Linked DNA regions of Homo sapiens: regions 2 and 3 are each linked to region 1. Evidence: chromatin contacts called from ENCODE Hi-C or POLR2A ChIA-PET data. All regions are on one chromosome and are shown on one strand. The core of a region is the stretch at or near the end of the contact, and the rest is flanking DNA. Distances in the headings are between cores, read along the strand shown. Region 1 holds the start of ZNF682 (zinc finger protein 682). Region 2 holds the start of CILP2 (cartilage intermediate layer protein 2). Region 3 holds the start of PBX4 (PBX homeobox 4).

Evidence for each region. A loop is a pair of places that touch in the nucleus more often than their neighbours do. ChIA-PET counts read pairs that join two places held with the same protein, here RNA polymerase II (POLR2A). Pooled maps may share reads with other maps.
Region 2: a loop to region 1 is called in a pooled map, with 2.5 times the contacts of the local background. The contact joins the promoter of CILP2 here to the promoter of ZNF682 in region 1. A Hi-C loop is called at or near these places in 1 of 168 maps with a recorded cell type or tissue (CD8-positive, alpha-beta T cell), 1 of 37 single-sample maps with no recorded cell type and 5 of 50 pooled maps. POLR2A ChIA-PET finds 5 or more read pairs at or near these places in 1 of 52 experiments (BJ).
Region 3: a pooled map shows a loop between it and region 1 (7-fold over the local background). The contact joins the promoter of PBX4 here to the promoter of ZNF682 in region 1. A Hi-C loop is called at or near these places in 5 of 50 pooled maps. POLR2A ChIA-PET finds 5 or more read pairs at or near these places in 2 of 52 experiments (H1 and activated B cell).

What each region holds. Positions count from the first base shown.
Region 1 is chr19:20,038,033-20,040,929 of GRCh38, forward strand. It overlaps ZNF682 (zinc finger protein 682), which reads right to left and starts at 1,473. Exons shown (of 4, transcript NM_033196.3): 1 at 1,311-1,473. The coding sequence starts at 1,313. RefSeq lists an enhancer at 1,243-1,819.
Region 2 is chr19:19,536,884-19,539,780 of GRCh38, forward strand. CILP2 (cartilage intermediate layer protein 2) reads left to right here and starts at 1,382. Exons shown (of 8, transcript NM_153221.2): 1 at 1,382-1,530; 2 at 2,796-2,894. The coding sequence starts at 1,467. It overlaps YJEFN3 (YjeF N-terminal domain containing 3), which reads left to right. Exons shown (of 7, transcript NM_198537.4): 7 at 436-698. The coding sequence ends at 641. RefSeq lists a silencer at 1,258-1,627 and an enhancer at 2,720-2,897.
Region 3 is chr19:19,617,200-19,620,096 of GRCh38, forward strand. PBX4 (PBX homeobox 4) reads right to left here and starts at 1,488. Exons shown (of 8, transcript NM_025245.3): 1 at 1,312-1,488. The coding sequence starts at 1,430. RefSeq lists a silencer at 1,270-1,479.

The DNA of each region.
Region 1 (2,897 bases), core at 223-2,722:
ATCTCATGTCATCCCCAGACAGTTCTGAAACTCAAAACCAGGAAAATAACACAGGGTGGCTGAGGATGCATTGCCCTGTGAAGTTTCCAAAGTGGAACCTCAACCCAAAAACATTCTGATAAGGTGTCTGTGCCTAGGAAAGATTAAAGGGAGATTGGCACAAAGGTTTTTGTTTTTTGGTCTTTTTTTTTTTCATGGTGGAGTGTTGGGATTATTCTCTGCTTTCATCTCCTGTAAAATGTTTGCAAATGAAAAACAATTCTTTTTCTAAAAAGTGCCATCCGCTGCTCTTTGAAATAATGATCAATCAAAATACTGTGTCTGAAATGTACAAAAAAGGACTAATAGTTGATAATGTTGTGAATTAGAGAGGGGAAGTTGGTGTTGAAGAATGTCAGGAAAGAACTGAAAATTTAAAATTCAACTGCAAGTCAGAGTTAGGCTGGGGCAACAGAGTGGTAGCTTTGAGATTCTGTTTGTCACACATTTGGAAAATCCAAGAGAAAACCACTTCTGTGGAGTGTTAAATAAATAGCAGGCAGTTAGACTGAGGTGGCTCTAGTACCCTGAGTTCCTACATTAAAAAAAAAAAAAATCAAAGGCAAATACATTTCTTGTAAATTGCTACCTTAGGGGGAAACAAAATTCAGATTTTTCAGATTTAAGCAACCACAAACCTTCAATTAACTTCTGATTACATAACCAGGCAATGACAACCTGAATAGTCTAAATAAGATGACTACATAACTGGAACGAGTCAGTTACTGAATTCGGTTTGCTTCATCCTGCACTTTATAAAAAACTTTCCTTCAAGCTCTTCGGCTGGACCCCCAACCACAAACCGTGGCTGGGTGCTCTCTGAGCATAAATCACTGTTAACTTCAATAAGTTTTCAACATTTTAAAGGTGACTCCCATAGTTTTTAAACAGGAGAAGGAAAAGACTGAGGACCCCCGGGATCACAGCACTTCCCACGCACAAACCACACACGGGGTCTGGACTCTGCCCTGAGGACGCTTCCATTGTCCCCGCAGTCGGGGCAGACGCAAGAACGCGCGCGGCTCTTCCCAGGGTGGGCTCCGGGCGGGAAGCGGGAGAACGGAACGGGATGCCCGCCCAGGGTCCCGGCTGCTGGCCCACCTCGCATCCTGTGCCCGGAGGTGATCGACGGCCGAGCTGTGCCTGCCGGGGACTCCAGTCCGCAGACTCCGGAGCTGACAGCTGGGAGGCCCCAGTCCCGTCACTGCCGGTTCCGGCCGGTTTCAACCAGCCCTGCCCCCACCTCGGGATGCGCGGCCTGGCACACTCACCATTTTTCGGCTTCCGGGATGTCGTGGAGTCTTAGCTCTGGATCTCACAGCATCTGCAAGTCAGAGGGCAACAGAGGCTGCGACAGTCACCGGGAACTACTAGAGCAGAGGATACTAAGCAATGAAGATGGACCCTGAGCTCTGGCTGGAGCGAGACAAAGGCCCCGCCAGCTCCAGGACACCGCCCCCTCTACCTTGGCTGCGCACCTGATTGGACAGTTCCCACTCTAGCGCCCATGATTGGATACAGTTCCATGCCCCGCCCCCTCAGGTCATGAGTGACAGGAGGCGTGATCTGAGAATGTGTTGAATAAGGCAAGAGTTACAGGTTTTTCCTGAACCCTTTTCTGGCGCGCTTCCTTCCTGAATTGGAAACTGGCCCTTCCTGGGGAACATTTGCATTTAACTTTGTATATAAAGTTATCTTTATTTGTGAATAGTATACATATGTTATTCACAAATGGAAACAATATAATGACAATTATTTTAAAATCTCAGATTTCATCATTTTCCTAGCCTCCAGTCTTTTGAGCAGGCAGCCTAAGATGTCGCAAGGGAGGCAATTCTCTAAGAAATAAACTGTGAAGCACATATGAATTTTACATTTTCTAGTAGCCACATTTTAAAAAAGAAACCAGGCGTGGTAGCCTGTGCCTGTAGTTCTAGCAACTAGGGAGGCTGAGGCGGGAGCATCACTTGAGGCCAGGAGTTTTAAGACCAGCCCGGGCAACATAGCGATGATCCCATCTCTACAAAAAATAATTAAAAATTTAGCCAAGTCTGGTGGTGCACGCCTGCAGTCCTAGCTACTCAGAAGGCTGAGGCGGGAGGATCACTTGACCCTGGGAGACCAAGACTGCAGTGAGCCACGATCACACCATTGCACTACAGCCGGGGTGACAGAGTGAAACCAAGTTTAAAAAAAAAAAGATCTCTGAAGAAGGCATTTTCTCTTTCTGCAATTTAGCCAAGCAGCTGAGTATGTCTTGAAGTCATCTTCTAATTTTTAACAGGGCAAGGATGTTTTCTAAAACCCCAGTCTCCAGAGTTGCCATGGGGCAAATCCCGGCAGCATACATGAAAATCACTCACAGCTAATGCATTCTTCATCAGATCCAGTGCTTCTTACCCCTGGCAAATAAAAATCACCTGCGGGGTTGGGAGCGGTGGTTCACGCCTATAATCTCAGCATTTTGGGAGGCCGAGACGGGCGTATCACCTGAGGTCAGGAGTTCGAGACCAGCCTGGCCAACATGGTGAAACCCCCATCTCTACTAAAAATACAAAAATTAGCCGGGCATGGTGGCACACGCCTGTAATCCCAGCTACTCGGGAGGCTGAGGCAGGAGAATGGCTTGAACGTGGGAGGCGGAGGTTGCAGTGAGTCGAGATCGCGCCATTGCAGAGTGAGACTTCGTGGGGAGGGTGGTGGTGGCGGCGGGGGGTGTGGAGAATGACTGGAGGGGCGGGGCAGGATGTAAACTTAAAATCCCTGAAGCCCAAGTTGCAACAGACCAATTAAATTAGAATCCTTGGAGTTGGATCTGGGCAACAATATGGTTTAAAGCTCTCAGGGTGATTACAGTG
Region 2 (2,897 bases), core at 132-2,631, 500 kb before region 1:
TGCTTGAACCCGTGTGGCAGAGGTTGCAGTGAGCCGAGATTGCACCATTGCACTCCAGCCTGGGTGACTGAAGACAGAGGCTGGGTCAGATGGAGGAGGGCGATTGAATAGTAGGATAGGAGCAGAAGCAGAAAGTCTGAGTGCAGAAGCTCTGGTCTGATTGGGAGGGAAACACCTCCAAGGACTGGGAGAGACTTGTCTGAGGGCGGAGGCAGAGTTCTAGGGGGCGACAAGTCTCACCAGGACCCATGTGCCAGAGAGAAAAGGCTGGGTCTGATGGGGGAGGGGAAGTGGGGGTGGGGCAGCAGGACTCTGGTCTGAGGGCAGAGGCTCAGTGTTGGAGGGGAGAGGAGAGGAGGCAGGGACAGGATGGACTCTAGGCTGAGGGCAGGCCACCCTCCCAGTTCCCAATCCCCCCGGACCCTCCTCCCTCAGGCTGGGACGCAGAGACCGGCAGCGATTCGGAGGACGGGCTGCGGCCTGACGTGCTGGTGTCTCTCGCGGCGCCCAAGCGCTGCGCTGGCCGCTTCTCCGGGCGCCACCACTTCGTGGCCGGCAGGTTCGTGCCCGATGACGTGCGCCGCAAGTTCGCTCTGCGCCTGCCGGGATACACGGGCACCGACTGCGTCGCGGCACTGTGACCGCCACCCGCGGCCACACCGCAGGGACCCTCGCCAATAAACAGCCCTCCCACCACCGCCGCCTCGCCTCCGCCTCCTTTGTGCACCGGGCCCGCTGCGGGGGTGGGCACACTCGAAGAGGGACTTCACACGGTCCCTGGGTGATCCAAGGCGGGGAGCATGAGAAGGGCGGTGGAGTGGGACTTCCCGCTGGCCTAGAAAACTTCAGCTAGGGCTGGGGGCGGTGGCTCCTGCCTGTAATCTCAGCACTTTGGGAGGCTGAGGCTGGAGGATCGCTTAAGGCCAGGAGTTTGGGACCAGCCTGGGCAACATAGCAAGATCCCGACTCTACAAATTAAAAGAAAAAGAAGAAAGAAAACTCGAGCCAGAAGAATGGAGGGTAGATTCAGGGTGGGACTCCCAGACTGTTTGGGGTGGCCTAAAGCCTATAGGATCGAAGTGAGACGCGAGACAGGACTTCCAGCCACCTAAAGCGGGTCCGAGCAGCTTGAGGCTGGATTCCAAGTGACACTTCCCTCAGGCAGCTTGGGATGCAGCTTGGAGGACTGAGTGGGCTCGGGGAGGGAGTTCCAGCAGGCCACGGGGAACCCAGGACAGCCTGAGGACGGAGGCACAGCCAGACGCACCAAGGGGGGCGACCCAGAGGGGTTGCTCGAGCGCCGTCACCCAGGGCCAGGGGGCGTGGCCTGAATGGGGCGTGGCCAGGGCGGGATCTGCGGTCGCATCCCGCCCCCACTCTCAGTCCCAGCGGCCGCCAGACCCGCCGGAGTTGGACCCGAGCACGCCGCGGAGCCCGGACCCTCCCTCGGACGCTCTGCCCCGGCCATGGCGTCGCTGCTGCCACTGCTCTGTCTCTGTGTCGTCGCTGCGCACCTGGCGGGGGCCCGAGGTGAGGCGCCTCCAGCCCCCGCGCCCAGCCCCTGAGGCTCCCGAGGGCCTGGCAGCCGGCCTTGGGTGAAGCCGCACTCGGGGAGAGAACCCAGGGACCCACGCGCTTCCCCGGGGACTGGGTCCCCTTCACCAGTCGGATCCCCGCGACCACCTGGGGCGCGGAGCGGGCCTCATCCATTCTCTTCCTTGGCTAAGCCGGGAGTGTGGATAAGAACCTAGGGTTCCTCCCGGGGTTTGGACTCTGAATCACCGGCCAGGTCTCCCACCCTGGACCGAAGGGGTCGGAACTGGCCCCTCCCACCTAACTCCCACACACGCACTCACTCCAACCGCTGGAGAAAGAAATGCCCATCCCTGGAACACTCAATGGGGCGGGGGACGGGCCCACTTCTCAAGTGAGGAGACTGAGGCACCCAGAAGGAAGGGGCTTGTCTGACCTCATCACTCTGCTGGGAGTATCTTGGACAGCTCCTATCTTGGAGAAGCCAGTCTAGATTCCAAGGACTTCCCGGCAGCTCGGACTGTAGTACAGGGATGGAAGACAGACTAAGGGAGGGGCTTCCAGCAGGCCAAGTGGATGAGGGGGAGCCCAGCCTGAGGGCAGAGGCACAGCCAGCTGAACTTGATTGATCTCGCGGCAGCTGAACATAGTGGGAGGGAGACTCTAGCCTAGGGGAACTGGGTGGTACTTGCACTTCCCCAGCCGGGGGGTTAGGGCTAGGTCAGAGAGAGGTACCTGGCTTTGGGGGCCTGGTGGTGGTCATGGGCAGCGCGCTGGAGGAGAGTGTATGGCAGCCCTTGGGGCTAGAGCTGGGTTCTGGCCTCTCAGAGCCTCAATTTTCCCTCCTGTTAAAATGGGGATCATGGGCCAAGCACGGTGGCTCACGCCTGTAATCCCAGCACTTTGGGAGGCCGAGGCGGGCGGACTACCTGAGGTCAGGAGTTTGAGACCAACCTGGCCAACATGGTGAAACCCCGTCTCTACTAAAAATATAAAAATTAGCTAGGCCTGGTGGAGCGTGCCTGTAATCCCAGCTACTCAGGAGGCTGAGGTGTGAGAATCACTTGAACCCAGGAGGCAGAGGCTGCAGTGAGCCGAGATCGTGCCACTGCACTCCAGCCTGGGTGACAGAGGGAGATTCCGTCTCAAAAAAAAAAAAAAAAAGGGGGGGGATGATCGTGGCTGCACCTTGCCTAAAAGGAGGCTCCCAGCGGTCCCCATCAGTAGCAGCGTGCTTCCTTCTCCCCACTCCTCACCCACAGACGCCACCCCCACCGAGGAGCCAATGGCGACTGCACTGGGCCTGGAAAGACGGTCCGTGTACACCGGCCAGCCCTCACCAGCCCTGGAGGACTGGGAAGGTG
Region 3 (2,897 bases), core at 238-2,737, 420 kb before region 1:
ACAGGATGGTCTCACTATGTTGCCCAGGCTGGTCTCAAACTGCTGGACTCAAGTGATCCTCCCACTGGGAGGCAGCTGGGATTACCTACCCATGCTACCATGCCTGGCTTATACTTTTTTGCTTTTGTTTGAGACAGGGTCTAGCTCTGTCACCCAGGCTGGAGTGCAATGGCTTGATTCGGCTCACTGCAGCCTCAGCCTCCTAAGTAGCTGGGACTACAGGCTTGCATCATCACACCTAACTAATTTTTTAATTTTATTTTTAGTAGAGACGAGGTCTTACTACATTGTCCAGGTTGGTCTCGAACTCCTGAGCTCAAGCAATCCTCCTGCCTCAGCCTCCTAAAGTGCTGTGATTAGAGATGTGAGCCACTCCACCCAGTCCTTATTTTTTGCTATTTACATTCCCTCCCCTAAATCATGTACTCGAGAGCAGGGACTATGTCAGCACCCGGTTCCCTATCCAGTTATTGTAAGGATTCAATAAAAATTTGCTGAATTCATTAAAAAGAAAATAGGTCTTCCATCTCCACCCACTCCTCTACTAACCCTTTTCCCAAAAGTTCTCGATGGTTCCCACACCAAGTTACCCCAGTTCAGTTCTTCAGTCTCCTGCAGACATTCCTGAGTCCCATTCCCAGCCACTCACTCTCCATCATCTGCCCTGGAAACTTCCCACCCACAGGCCGGGCTCGGTGGCTCGCGCCTGTAATCCCAGCACTTAGGGAGGCCGAGACGGAATGAGTGCTTGAACCCAGGAGTTTAAGCAACTATAGCGAGACCCCTGTCTCTACAAAATATACAAAAAAATCAGCCGGGCGTGGTTGCACGTGCGCCTGTGGTCCCAGCTACTCGGGAGGCTGAGGCAGGAGAATCAACTGAGCCGGGGAGGTGGATGCTGCAGTGAGCCATGATCACGCCACTGCACTCCAGCCTGGGCGACAGAGCAAGACCGTGTCAAACAACAACAAAAAAACTTCCAGCCGCAGGAGTCCCATTAACGTACCCATTTAGTCATTCACTCGTCAAAAGTCCCGTACGTGCCCATTTCTCAGCCCTACTCCCTAAACCCCTAAACCCAACCTTCTCGCCCCAAGATGAGCTGCTGAAAATCCTTCACGCCACTGCTCGGCCCCATAAGGCCTATCCAGCCCGTTCCGTTTGAACCCCATACATCCCTTCGTCCTCGGGACCCCCCTCCAGCCCTCCTCAAGCGCCCCTCGTCAGTCTGGCCTCCACGCCCCGTCCCCTCAGCCCGCCAACCTCACTGCCACGACCCTGCGTGGCCCCTGCCGAGCCCGCGGGCAGCACCTGGCCTGTGCCTCGTCCAGGCTCTGGTCGGTGATGGCCATGATCTGCTGCAGGACGTCGCTCGTGTCGAGGCGCCGCGGGGCGGGGGGCGATGGCGCGGGGCGCGGCGGGGCGGCCATGAGCGGCAGGGCCGGGCGGGCGCTGTGAGGGTGCCGTCGAGCCTGGAGCACTACCACTGGCGCCGCAGCCAACCGCCGCTGCCTGAGCGCCGCGCCCGCTCTCGCTCGCGCCTAAGCCACGCCCACCGCCGCTATCGCCAGCCAACCCGTGTATTGCACCGCCTACAGACACGCCCCTTCATCTCCGTCAGCCAACCGGCGCCACGCACCGCCCCCGGGACTCGCCCCGAACTTCCCCCTCTCCGGGCTTGGACTGGGTTTGGGGTTGCCGAGGCAACGGCACTTCTCATAAGCGCCCTCCTTCCCCTTGAGAGAGGGCAGCGCTGGCTCCGCTCCAGCCAGAGGCCCCCATCCCTCACATCTCGCGCGGTGCACGCCTCCTTCAGCCCCACTCGCATCTCCTCAGAGTTCCTGCTCCTCCTCAGGGCCCCCTTCTCCTCAAAGCCCTCGGTCCTCAGAGACCCTCACTCCCCAGAGCACCCCAACTCTTCCTCCAAGCCACCCCCTCCTCCTCAGAACCCCACACCTCTTATAGCTTGATCGACAGCCCCCATTCATTTCCAGAAGCCCCAAGCCCCAGACCCCTGCTCAGTCCCCCTAATGCTCCCTGCATCCTCAGCCCCATCAGGTGGGCCACTGGGGCCCCTGGCTCTTCCTCTAGAGCTTTCCACGCCCCGTTCACCTGGCTAAGGCGGGGCGCAGGCGTGCGTGGTTGATGGCAACGAGGAGGTCAGAACGCAGCGCTTTTCTCCACTGCAGAAATCAATTCCAGTCACCTTTCAAGGTCCAGCTGAAGAGTGACCTCGCTTGTTTATTCATCTTCGCAGATTACAGTTCTGGGCATAGAAAATGCTACCACGTGGTTACCGAATGAAGGAAGGATGTTTACTGAGAGACTCCCCTGCAGTGTACCCCAAATCAGAGCGAATCCTCACATCTTTGTTTCTAGTCCTTAGGACACAGCATCGAAGGCTCCTAGTGCACAAGAAAAGGAACTGGGCGGTGGCTCATGCCTGTAATCCTAGCACTTTGGGCGGCAGAGGCGGGAGGATCACTTGAGCACGGGAGTTTGAGACCAGCTTGGGCAACATAGTGAGACCCCGTGGTGGTGCACGCCTGTGGTCCCAGCTATTTGGGACTTGAGAGGCTGAAGTGGGAGGATCACTTGGGCCTGGGAATTTGAGGCTGCAGTGAGCCATGATTGCACCACTGCACTGCAGCCTGGTTGACGGAGACCAGGTCTCAAAAAAAAAAAAAAAAAAAAAAAGTAATGGCCTGGACATGAATCTCTTCTCCAAAGTCACAGAACCTCCTGGAGCCTATTTGCTATGAGGACAGTCTCCAGATGTGGGCTCAGTAAAAGGTCCTCAGCCTGCTGGCTGGGAGCCCTTCCAGGGTGGGGCCCACGTTCTCTCCATTGCTGCTGGGGAGGAAATTCAAACACCATCTGGTATGGCTGGATTGGAG